2 separate regions of the Homo sapiens genome follow, and region 2 is linked to region 1. A link is a loop called in an ENCODE intact Hi-C map of the cell type or tissue named here. Cell type or tissue: PC-9. All regions are shown on one strand. Each heading gives the region's core, and the rest is flanking DNA. Links, peaks and the distances in the headings are about the cores only.

The links. Hi-C counts contacts between places; a loop is a spot of excess contacts. Peaks named below come from ENCODE experiments on the same cell type or tissue, not always from the same donor. Only the 100,000 strongest peaks of a DNase experiment are listed, where the experiment ranks them.
Region 2: it touches region 1 in a loop (4-fold over the local background); 2 of 110 quality-filtered maps call a loop at or near these places.

The regions. Positions count from the first base shown.
Region 1 is chr2:156,197,219-156,202,726 of GRCh38, forward strand. The region is part of intron 1 of LINC01876 (long intergenic non-protein coding RNA 1876); the gene reads right to left. Among named protein-coding and RNA genes, the nearest start is that of LINC01876, 55 kb to the right of the region's middle. In PC-9, for the core only: no CTCF peak of the experiment used is centred there; a DNase peak (open chromatin) is centred at 2,563; H3K4me3 peaks cover 267 bases; H3K27ac peaks cover 2,796 bases.
Region 2 is chr2:156,249,693-156,254,959 of GRCh38, forward strand. It overlaps LINC01876 (long intergenic non-protein coding RNA 1876), which reads right to left and starts at 5,239. Exons shown (of 4, transcript NR_110250.2): 1 at 5,086-5,239. In PC-9, for the core only: no CTCF peak of the experiment used is centred there; no DNase peak of the experiment used is centred there; H3K4me3 peaks cover 1,303 bases; H3K27ac peaks cover 741 bases.

The DNA.
Region 1 (5,508 bases), core at 295-5,294:
GGAGGCTAAGGCAGGAGAATCACTTGAACGCGGGAGGCGGAGGTTGCAGTAAACTGAGATTGCAACATTGCACTCCAGCCTGGGTGATAGAGCGAGACTCCCTCTCAAAAAAAAAAAGATGAACAAGGAGATTCAAGAAATGGGGAGTCCCCATGCTATGGCTATAGTAGTATATATTACTAAAGCACCTTAGTAGTCCTAGAGATATGAAAAAGAAGCTATCTCTCCTAACTACTCAATAATTCTATGTTATTAGAATACTATTCATAAGAATCAAAAATATATTTCTTCCTTTATTAACATTCTATTGTTTGTTGGCTTATTTTTTTAACTCTGTGAGTGCTGATTGCTCAAAAGGCAAATGATAGGAATGGTTCTCTCTCACACACACACTCTAGCTCTCCTTGCACACATACTCTGCTGCACACACACACAAAATTCCGAAATAAAATTACTATGGGGTTGCTCTTTGCACCAAATCAAGACCACTTAAAAAACTTAACCAACATTGCTAATAGAGCTTACCATCAAAACTGCAGCAAAGAATCAAAATAAAACCCTAAATACTTCATATTATTAATGGAAGGTGATTAAAAGAAAAAAGCCTTTGCAGTATAAGTCTAATCTAGCTATGTGATTGACTTATTAGTTAAATATGAATTTATAATCAATTACCAAATATCGGTCCAGATAAGTAGGTCTTTACATATTTTTTAAATGTTAAAAATGTTTAAAAATAGTTATCCACAATTAAGTAGGGTCTGTCTTTGAAATGGATACAAATAATAGATCCTTTTTTGAAATTAGATATTTAAAATTTGATTTTTTTGATGTTACAAAATATTAACTGTAGCTGGTACAAAATACATTTAATTATGGCTAATTGTTAGACTAAATGAGCTAATTGCTTATATGAAAATTTCACATGCATTTTCTCTACCATGGTCAATATCAGTTTGAAAGCATAAAATTTTCTAAAATAAAATATTTTATCTGTGAGAGAACACATCCAAAGGTATTCTGTGAGAAATAGAAAAGTTACAGAGCTAGAAGACTTTCTTAGGCTACCAGGGTAGGGGAACTAACTGTAGATTAGAGATTCAAACAAAGAAGAAGCCAAGAGTTTTTCCATAAAATGTGACTGCCCAAAAGCTCTCAGTCCACAGTACTCACAAGGAGTGATCACTACTGAATTGCTCATCACAGAATTCCTGGTGATTTCTACAGCAATGTATTTTTCTAAATGTGGTTTACTTAAAAGGATGAAGTATTTATAATATTAACCAAGATTATAAAATCTTCTTTCAAACCTAGATTAAATAGATATTTCTATAGTTCTCTTTGGATAATGATTTTCTCTTTTCAACTTTTCTTTTTTTTTTTCCTTTTGACAGCTAGAGTCCCCAAAGGAACAAATGAGAATAGCATTTCATGGATGAGAAATCATATCACCTTCATCACACATCTCACCTCTTGACATTACTTGCAATTGGATAAACATGGGGGACAGTCCTATTGAACTGATTCCAACTTTGGCTGGACAATTACAATTCACCTGCTACGTTTCTGAACCAAAGTGATTCTGCTGTCACTGGAGGCTTTAAAATTCTGAGCATAGTGGAGAGACACTCTTATCAAACAGGACATTAGAGTTCAACAAATAGTTATTAAAACCAACGCTCTTCACAGGGTAATAACTTTTTCTGTGAGTAAATGATTTTAACTTACAGGAGGGTGACACAACATTTTAATCAGCTTAATTGCATTAAGTTTTTTTCCAGTTCTTTTACTCATTCCAAATGAGACATGCACCAACACCTTATTTAATTTTGAATCTATTATCAGGGAGTTGACTGAAATGCAAGCAAAACATCTTTTTCCAAACATTTCTTTGCACATGTTAGTGACTGCTAAACAAATTTCATTATTATTTAAAACTAGAAGGCTAATGCTACTTCAGATATATTTATTTATTGCACATTGCAATGGTTAAAAACTCATATATTTGTTGTGGTTTAATTTAAAAAGATAAATGAACACTGAGTCTTATACAAGGAGTCTTATACAAGGAAGAGAAATGAATGTCTAAACACTGAGTCTTATACAAGCAGTCTAATACAAGGAAGATAAATGAATATCTAATCGTGTTTGTAGCACATTCCAGGCAATGCCGTTAGTCACAGTTCTAACTACATTTCTAACTCAAGAAAATTACCCAAAAAAAAACACATCTTGATTTTTGAAAACATAAAGAAAAGTCCCTACAACATCAGGAGAAGGTGAAGCATGAGAAACAGATCAGGATCAGGTGGTATGGGATGAGCAGAGCTGCTGCCCTACTCCTGCTAACTCAGCAGCTACAGTATGTGAAAGCCACTTTTGCCACAGTTATAACAGCTATAGCAAAAGGTTGGGAGTCCAGCAGAAGTTATTTCAACATTTTAAATCCAAGCCTTTGGATAGAAAAAGTACCACCAGTAAATGGATTCTTCTTCAATGATTCACTAACTCACTTGTTTTCCACTCCATCTGATTTGGGAAGTACTCAAATCACACTCATAAATCAGAGTCATAACATGACACCTTATTAGGTGGAGTTTCAGTGAGGAAAATTGTAAGTAGATTGCAATGATTGGCATGAGGAAGGAAAAAGCCCTCCTAGCTGTTCTTAGAGTAATTTACTCCATATCAACAAGCAAAAGCAAATTCATACTTCCACATGCATAATATAGTATATAGAACCTTGTGCAAGGAACATGGTTAGTACCTTCTTGATCCATTTCTTCTACTTTGACAAGCCATTAGAATGCCATCAACATTATTTTCTTTTCAAAGTTCTTATTTCAAAAAAGTAATTTTATATATCTATCTTTTAAGTGAAAACTAATGGGTAATGTGATAATTCATCAGTCTTTAACTGTTCTTCTCCCAACATTTCCATATTCTAGTTCTAACTTTACCATAGTCCTCTCCCCTAGCAGTACCCTTGAACTTTGAATAAGGTCAACCATATCCAATTGTGCACTGTCTTTAGTGATTACTCATTGTGAATTGAGTGAACTTGTTCAAAACATGTGATAATAATTTCCTGTCCCAAACGCACATACAAAATATCCATGTAAAATACTTGATTATCTTGATTATCCATTTAAAATACTTGATTATCAATCACTTTCTCAACATTGTGAGCTGAGTGCCCAAGAGCATTCAAAGGCAATATGCTGAGAAATAATATAAACAATTCATCTCTAGATAATTCAGTTTGAAACAAGACCAAACCCATCTCATGAAGATGCCTGGTTTCCTGCAACATTACTAAATAACCTGTTCCTTTTTGAATCCCAAACTTGATCCAAAGCCAACAGAGCACTGGTGTCTGAGGAGTTAATTAGTGTAAATGCAAGAGTACACCCTGGGACTTCTCCAGAGTTGGTTTTATGCCGAAAGAAACCAAAATTATACACACCCATTATTCATAAAACATCTCTCTTCTATTCAGTTCAAAAGGTTAACATTTTGAAACTACATGGGATTGACTAATTACATATTTGGGCTTCTCAGATATGCAAGACGAAAGGATTGTTTATGTTCTAAAGAGATTCATTTAGCGAGGTTCATAGTAATCTTACACTCTAACAATTGTGTTTTCTTAAATGACTCTAAGGCCACAAAGAACACTAATATTTTATATTGTACTTTTTCATTACTTTATTACTTTTCATTCTAGTACTGTGGAATTCAAGCAGAGAAGCCAGACTGAAATGGGAAAAAAATAATCATATGGATATATAGAACTTAAGTCACATGAAAACTAAATCAGAAAAGTTATTTCCATTTTTTAAAATAATAATGGACAAATAATAATGGACAGTAATCATTAATAACGCTTGAAAAATAAGCAGATTTCAACATAAATGACTTTCTATACTACATGCCCACAGTCCCTTTTTAGCTGATTGAGTCCAAGAAGGTACCTGTTGAGTTGTACAAAAAGGCAATCTGGGCTCAAGGTCTGTAGTGGAATGTTGTTGCCTCTTTTCTCTTGTAAGAAAGAAAAAAAGGGAATGAAAGGGGGAAAGGATACAGAAAGGGAAGAAGACAGTAAGAGAGAAATGCAGAAAGAAAGAGATAAAAAAAAAAAGAGCGAGAGGAGGAAGAGAGGAAGGAGAAAGAGGAGAGAGAGAATAAAAGCTAAGGAAAGAAGGATGGAAAGAAAAAGAAAAGGACAGCCATTCCATGCTTTTGTATACTTTACTCAAACCAAAAATGATTTGTGGGAAATGTGATTTTTTGACACATGAGAGGGGCATGTGTGTGTTTCTCTGTTCCCTCTTTAGACTTAGCCTACATGAGGGTTCCTTTCAGTCCAAAGGGTACCCTCCACTCTAAAACCCTGGATTCCAAAATCAAGATTTGACTTGACATTACAGAACTCTGCAACTATTGAATCTGTATATGAAAAGACTGTTTATCTGAACTTTTTCATGATAACCTATTAAATAAAATAGCTGATCACTGCTAATAAATTCCAAAAGAGGAAATCTCTGAACATTAATTTAGAAAATTCAAGAGAATAAGAAATATAAAATGTGCTGACCCATATTTTCACTTTCAACATTGTCTCTTCTTCCTTCCTGGGGTTCCAAGGTATCTTCTTGTATTATTTTATGGTTAGAGAAGTTGTTTTAGCCACTATTTTAGGGTTGGTTTGCCGGTAACAAATTCTCTTGGTTTTCTTTCATCCGAAAATGTCTTCATTTCCCTTCATTCCTTGAGGATATTTTCAGTATAGATTTCTGAGTTGACAGTCATTTTCTTTCAGCACTTGAAAAATACTATGGTGCTTCCTTCTGGTCTCCACGGCATCTAATGAGAAATACTCTATCATTCAAATTCTTTTCCCTTATAGGTAAGGTGTCACTGATGTCTTATTGCTTTTGAAGTCCTTCTTTTATCTTTGGTTTTCAGGAGTTTGATCATGACATGATATGACTTAGACAGATGTCTTTGGGTTGTCCTGTTTAGGGTTTGCTTAGCTCCTTTTTTTCAATTTTTTCTTTTTATAGGTTATTGAGGAGCAGGTGCTATTTGGTTGAATCACTAGGTTCATATCTTTTTGCCAAATTTGGGAAATTTCCAGCCATTATTTTTTCTAATACTTTTCCAGGCCCACATTCTTCCTTTTCTTTTTCTGGAACTCTGATGACATAAATGTTAGATTTTTTGTTATAATCTCAAATGTACTTGAGGCTTTTTTTTTCTATTTATTTCATCTCTCATGTTCAAGTCAGGTAACTCCTATTTTTTTTATCTTCAAGGTCACTGGCTCTTTCTTTTGTCTTTTTCATGCTGACCTCATCCAGTAAGGTTTTCTAAGATTTGGGGTTTGGTGTTTTTTGTTTTTTGGTTACTGTACTGTTCAGTCTTAAAATTTCAATTAGTATCTTTTATATATCTTTTATTTCTTTGATGATACTTTCTATTTTTTTCATTTGTACAAAATCTGTT
Region 2 (5,267 bases), core at 268-5,267, 52 kb after region 1:
TCGTAAATTATGTAGTTGAATGTAATCTCTGGCCTGACAAAAAGCATTAATAGGTGTATTCATCTCCTATTAAGCTAGAACAAATAACTGCAGATTTAATGACATCAAACAACAAAAATTTATCTTACAGTTCTGTAGGTTAGAAATGCACCATGAGAGCCAGGTGCAGTGGCTCACGCCTGTAATCCCAGCACTTTGGGAGGCCGAGGCGAGTGGATCATGAAATCAAGAGTTCAAGACCAGCCTAACCAACACGGTGAAACCCTGTCTCTACTAAAAATACAAAAATTAGCTGGACGTGGTGGCGCTTGACTGTAATCCCAGCTAGTCAGGAGGCTGAGGCAGGAGAATCGCTTGAACCCAGGAGGCAGAGGTTGCAGTGAGTGGAGATTGCACCACTGCACTCCAGCCTAGGCGAGAGTGAGACTCCATCTCAAAAAAAAAAAAAAAAAATTAAAGAAGTGCACCATGAGTTTCATTGGGCCTAAATCAAGGCATCTACAGGACTGCTTTTTTTTTTCTGAAGGCTCTAGAGCAGAATCTGTTTGCTTACTTTTGCCAGCTTTTACAGGCCATCCATTTCTTGGCTCCTGACGCCACCTCTTTCCATTTCCAAAGCCACCAACATTCCACCTCTCTGCCCATTCTTTCATAGTCACATCTCCCTCTGATCACAGTCAGGAAAGGTTTTCTGGCATTAGACACAGGTAGATACATTGGGCCAACCCAGATAAACCAGGATAGTTTCCCATATCAAAATTCTTATCTTAATCACTGCAAAGTACCTTTTGTCATTCAAGGTAACATATACAGAAGTTTCAGGAGTTAAGACATGGACATCTTTTGCAAGCCATAATTTTCCTTACTATAATGTCCAAAGGGGAGAGATCTTCCCATAGGTTTCTCTAAGTCCAGATTGTATCACCAATATCATATATTCTTAGAGGAAACAAATATTTTAGGCCAGCATAAAGTCTATGTAAGCTTCATTGCACAAATTTTCCAGTGTCTAGTTTGGCTGCTCAAAGTCTTTTTTCACTTATTTTTATATTCTGGATCATACTATTAAATGGGTCATTAGCAAACAAGGGAATTGTTACTCTATAAGACACTGCCTAATGTGATTTGGCTATGTCCCATCCAAATCTCATCTTGAATTGTAGCTCCCATAATCCCATGTGTCGTGGGAGGGACCCAGTGGTAGGTAATTGAATCATGGAGGTGGGTTTTCCTATGCCATTCTCATGATAGTGAATAAGTATCACAAGATCTGATGGTTTTATAAGAGGCAGTTCCCCTGCACATGCTGTCTTGCCTGCCACCATGTAAGATGTGCCTTTGCTCTTCCTTCACCTTCCGCCATGACTGTGAGGCCTCCCCAGACATGTGGAACTGTAAATCCATTAAACTTCTTTTTCTTTATAAATTACCCAGTCTTGGGTATTTCCTCATAGCAGTATGAGAACGGACTAATACACTGCCCTACCTTCAATCAGCTTGGTAAATTAGCCTTAAGTATGTGCATACTTAGAGTTGTGCAGACATCATAGAGTGTAAATCACATGGTTATAAGTAGATACATACCATATTTAAAGATTCATACTGATTATACTGTATGTTCCCAAAATTAAATTGGAGTCATTAATTAGTACAATATTACCTAATTTAGTTTAACTACTTGCTCTCTAATTTCTGCTATGAATGCCTATATCAATATGAACTAACTCTGGATTCATTTAAGCCTTCTTGATTTTCTTGCCATACCTCTGAGTTCTGTGATGCTACAAGACACTAATTTCCAATTCATATCATTATAAATTAAGACATTTTAATTTAAAAACTATAACATAAAGCCAGTATAATCTAGTTAAGGGTACAATGAGACGAGATCACACTACTGCACTCCAGCCTGGGCAACAGACTAAAATCCTGTCTCAAAAAAAAAAAAAAAAAAAAAAAAATCTACTTACCACAGAGTGAACTAGGATCTAAATCCAAGTCTGTCCAACTCCAAATCTAGTGAAGAATCCAGGGTTTAGATCCACATCTGATTTTGAAGTTCATGATCTCATATCACCACCTCACTCTATCATTAATCTAAAACTTCTTTATTCATTCTGTCTCCCCAATCAATATCATACACTCTGCTTTATTTATTTCCTGGAATGTGACTATCTGAAGTCGTTTTTTCATTTACTGGTTTACTTATTTATGGACATCCCCCTTCACTTGACTATGATCTCCTTAGGGGGGATTTTGTCTCATTTACCAATGCATCACTAGTTATCAATATCAAATAGTAATCAATAATTATTTATTCAGGGGCCAGGCGCAGTGACTCACCTCTGTAATCTCAGCACTTTGGGAGGCCGAGGTGGGCAGATCACGAGGTCAGGAGATCGAGACCATCCTGGCTAACACGGTGAAACCCCATCTCTACTAAAAAATACAAAAAATTAGCCGGGAGTGGTGGCGGGCACCTGTAGTCCCAGCTACTCGGGAGGCTGAGGCAGGAGAATGGCATGAACCCAGGAGTTGGAGCTTGCAGCGAGCCGAGATTGTGCCACTGAACTCCAGCCTGGGCGACAGAGCGAGACTCCATCTCAAAAAAAAATTATTATTATTATTATTTCTTCAATAGCTAAATGAATATGAACATTTTCTATTTCAGCTCCACAGCCTCTGAAAACTGTTGATGCAAAGCAAAAAGACTTTAGCCAAAATTTTAATATAGGCTTTTTCAAACACACAGTCAAGTGGAAAGAATAACATGATAAAATCCATATAAACTCCAAATGAATTCTGAATTCAGTTACTTTTAGAATTTTCCGTATTTGGCAGAGGTTGGTGGCACATGCCTGTAATCCCAACACTTTGGGAGCAGGCAGATCACCTGAGGTCAGGAGTTTGAGACCAGCCTGGCCAACACGGCGACACCCCATCTCTACTAAAAATACAAAAATTAGCCAGACGTGGTGTCATGCATCTGTAATGCCAGCTACGCAGGTGGCTGAGGCATAGAATTGTTCGAACCTCTGAGGCTGAGGTTGCAGTAAGCCCAGATGGCACTACTACACTCCAGCCTGGGTGACCAAAAAAAGAAGAAGAAGAAGAATTCTTCCATATTCTCTCTCTCTTCTTTAATTTCTATTTTATTTTATAAACATATCAAAAATTGGCAACCATTTAATATTTATAAGATATGAGGGACATATGCCAACAAGTAAAAGATCAAAACCCATGAGTATCCAATGGAAAAACTATTATGTAAAGAGATGATCAACCACACTGATTTTTATGTGGATGCAAATTAAAACATGAGGCACCACTTTATATACATCACTTTGACAAAAACTAGAAATATCACCAAATGTTTGTGAGATTATGGAGAAATAGGAATCTTGTGCATCGTGGCAGGCATGAAGAGCAACAGAGCCCTTTTAGTCTGGCAGTGTGAACTGTGGTATGGAATGTGCATCGCCTAAGACACAGCAATCTTTCTCCTCAGTATATGTCCAGAGAAATATGTGCAGAGATACCAAAGGAGTTGTGTGTCATTATGTTTATCACAGCATTATTTGTGATAGAAGGAAGTTGGAAGCAATTTAGGTGCACTTTGCTAGGGAAATAAAGTAGAATAAATGTGTACTATGGAATACTATGATCAGAGCAAAATGACACATAGGAAAATAGGCATAAATCAAGAAAACATAGTGAAGAATAAGAAAATCAAAAAATGAATGAGATTAAAATACGCTATCACTTATATAAATATAAAGCATACAAATATAAAACAATATTTTATATTTTTCAGATTCCATATATATACATATATATGTGTAATCTGAAAAAATACATATATCCAAATGCAGTTGAGTGGTCAGGGGTGGCTTGAAAATAACAAGAAGATAAAAGGTGAACAAAGAGAAAAGAGGATAGCATACCATGAACAGAGGAATTTGATTGATTTTGTTTTCTGCAGATAATTTTTTAACTTCTCAATAAAATAAAATAAAAGTAATGTAAAACTCTACTTAGTTCATTTGCAAATTTCTGCCTGTCATAAACCTTGTGCCCATCAACAATGCATAATTTCCTAATGGTTGATCATTTCTGTATATAATTACTTTTCTGTTAAGAACTCTTGGGCTTGCAAAATAGACCCCAAATAGCCAATTCAATCCTAAGCAAAAAGAACAAAGCTGGAGGCATCACGTTACCCTACCTCAAACTATACTACAGGGCTACAGTAATCAAAATAGCATGGTACCAGTACAAAAACAGACACACAGACCAATGGAACAGAATAGAGAACCCAGAAATAAGACTGTATACCTGCCACTATCTAATCTTTGACAAATCTGACAAAAACAAGCAATGGATAAATTTATTGAATGGGGAAAAGATTTTCCATTCAATAAATAATGCTGGGATAACCGGCTAGCCATATGCCAAAGTTTAAAACTGGACCCCTTCCTTACACATTATACAAAAATTTACTCAAGATGGATTAAAGGCTTAATTACAAAACCCAAAACTATAAAAACCCAGAAGACAACCTAGACAATATCATTCAGGACATAGGCATGGGCAAAGATTTCATGACAAAGACACCAAAAGCAATTGCAACAAAAGCAAAAATTGACAAATGGGATCTAATTAAAGAGCTTCTGCACATCAAAAGAAACAATCAACAGACTAAACAGACAACTACAGAATGGGAGAAAAATTTTTGCAACCTATGCATCCTACAAAGGGCTAATGTTCAGCATCTACAAGGAACTTTAACAATTTCCAAGAAAAAACAACCCCATTAAAAACTGGTTGAGGAGGAGCCAAGATGGCCGAATAGGAACAGCTCCAGTCTACAGCTCCCAGCGTGAGCGACGCAGAAGACGGGTGATTTCTGCATTTCCATCTGAGGTACCGGGTTCATCTCACTAGGCAGTGCCAGACAGTGGGCGCAGGTCAGTGGGTGCGCGCACCATGTGCAAGCCGAAGCAGGGCGAGGCATTGCCTCACTTGGGAAGCGCAAGTGGTCAGGGAGTTCCCTTTCCGAGTCAAAGAAAGGGGTAAAGGACGCACCTGGAAAATCGGGTCACTCCCACCCGAATACTGCGCTTTTCCGACCGGCTTAAAAAACGGCGCACCACGAGATTATAAGCCGCACCTGGCTCGGAGGGTCCTACTCACAGGGAGTCTCGCTGATTGCTAGCACAGCAGTCTGAGATCAAACTGCAAGGCGGCAGCGAGGCTGGGGGAGGGGC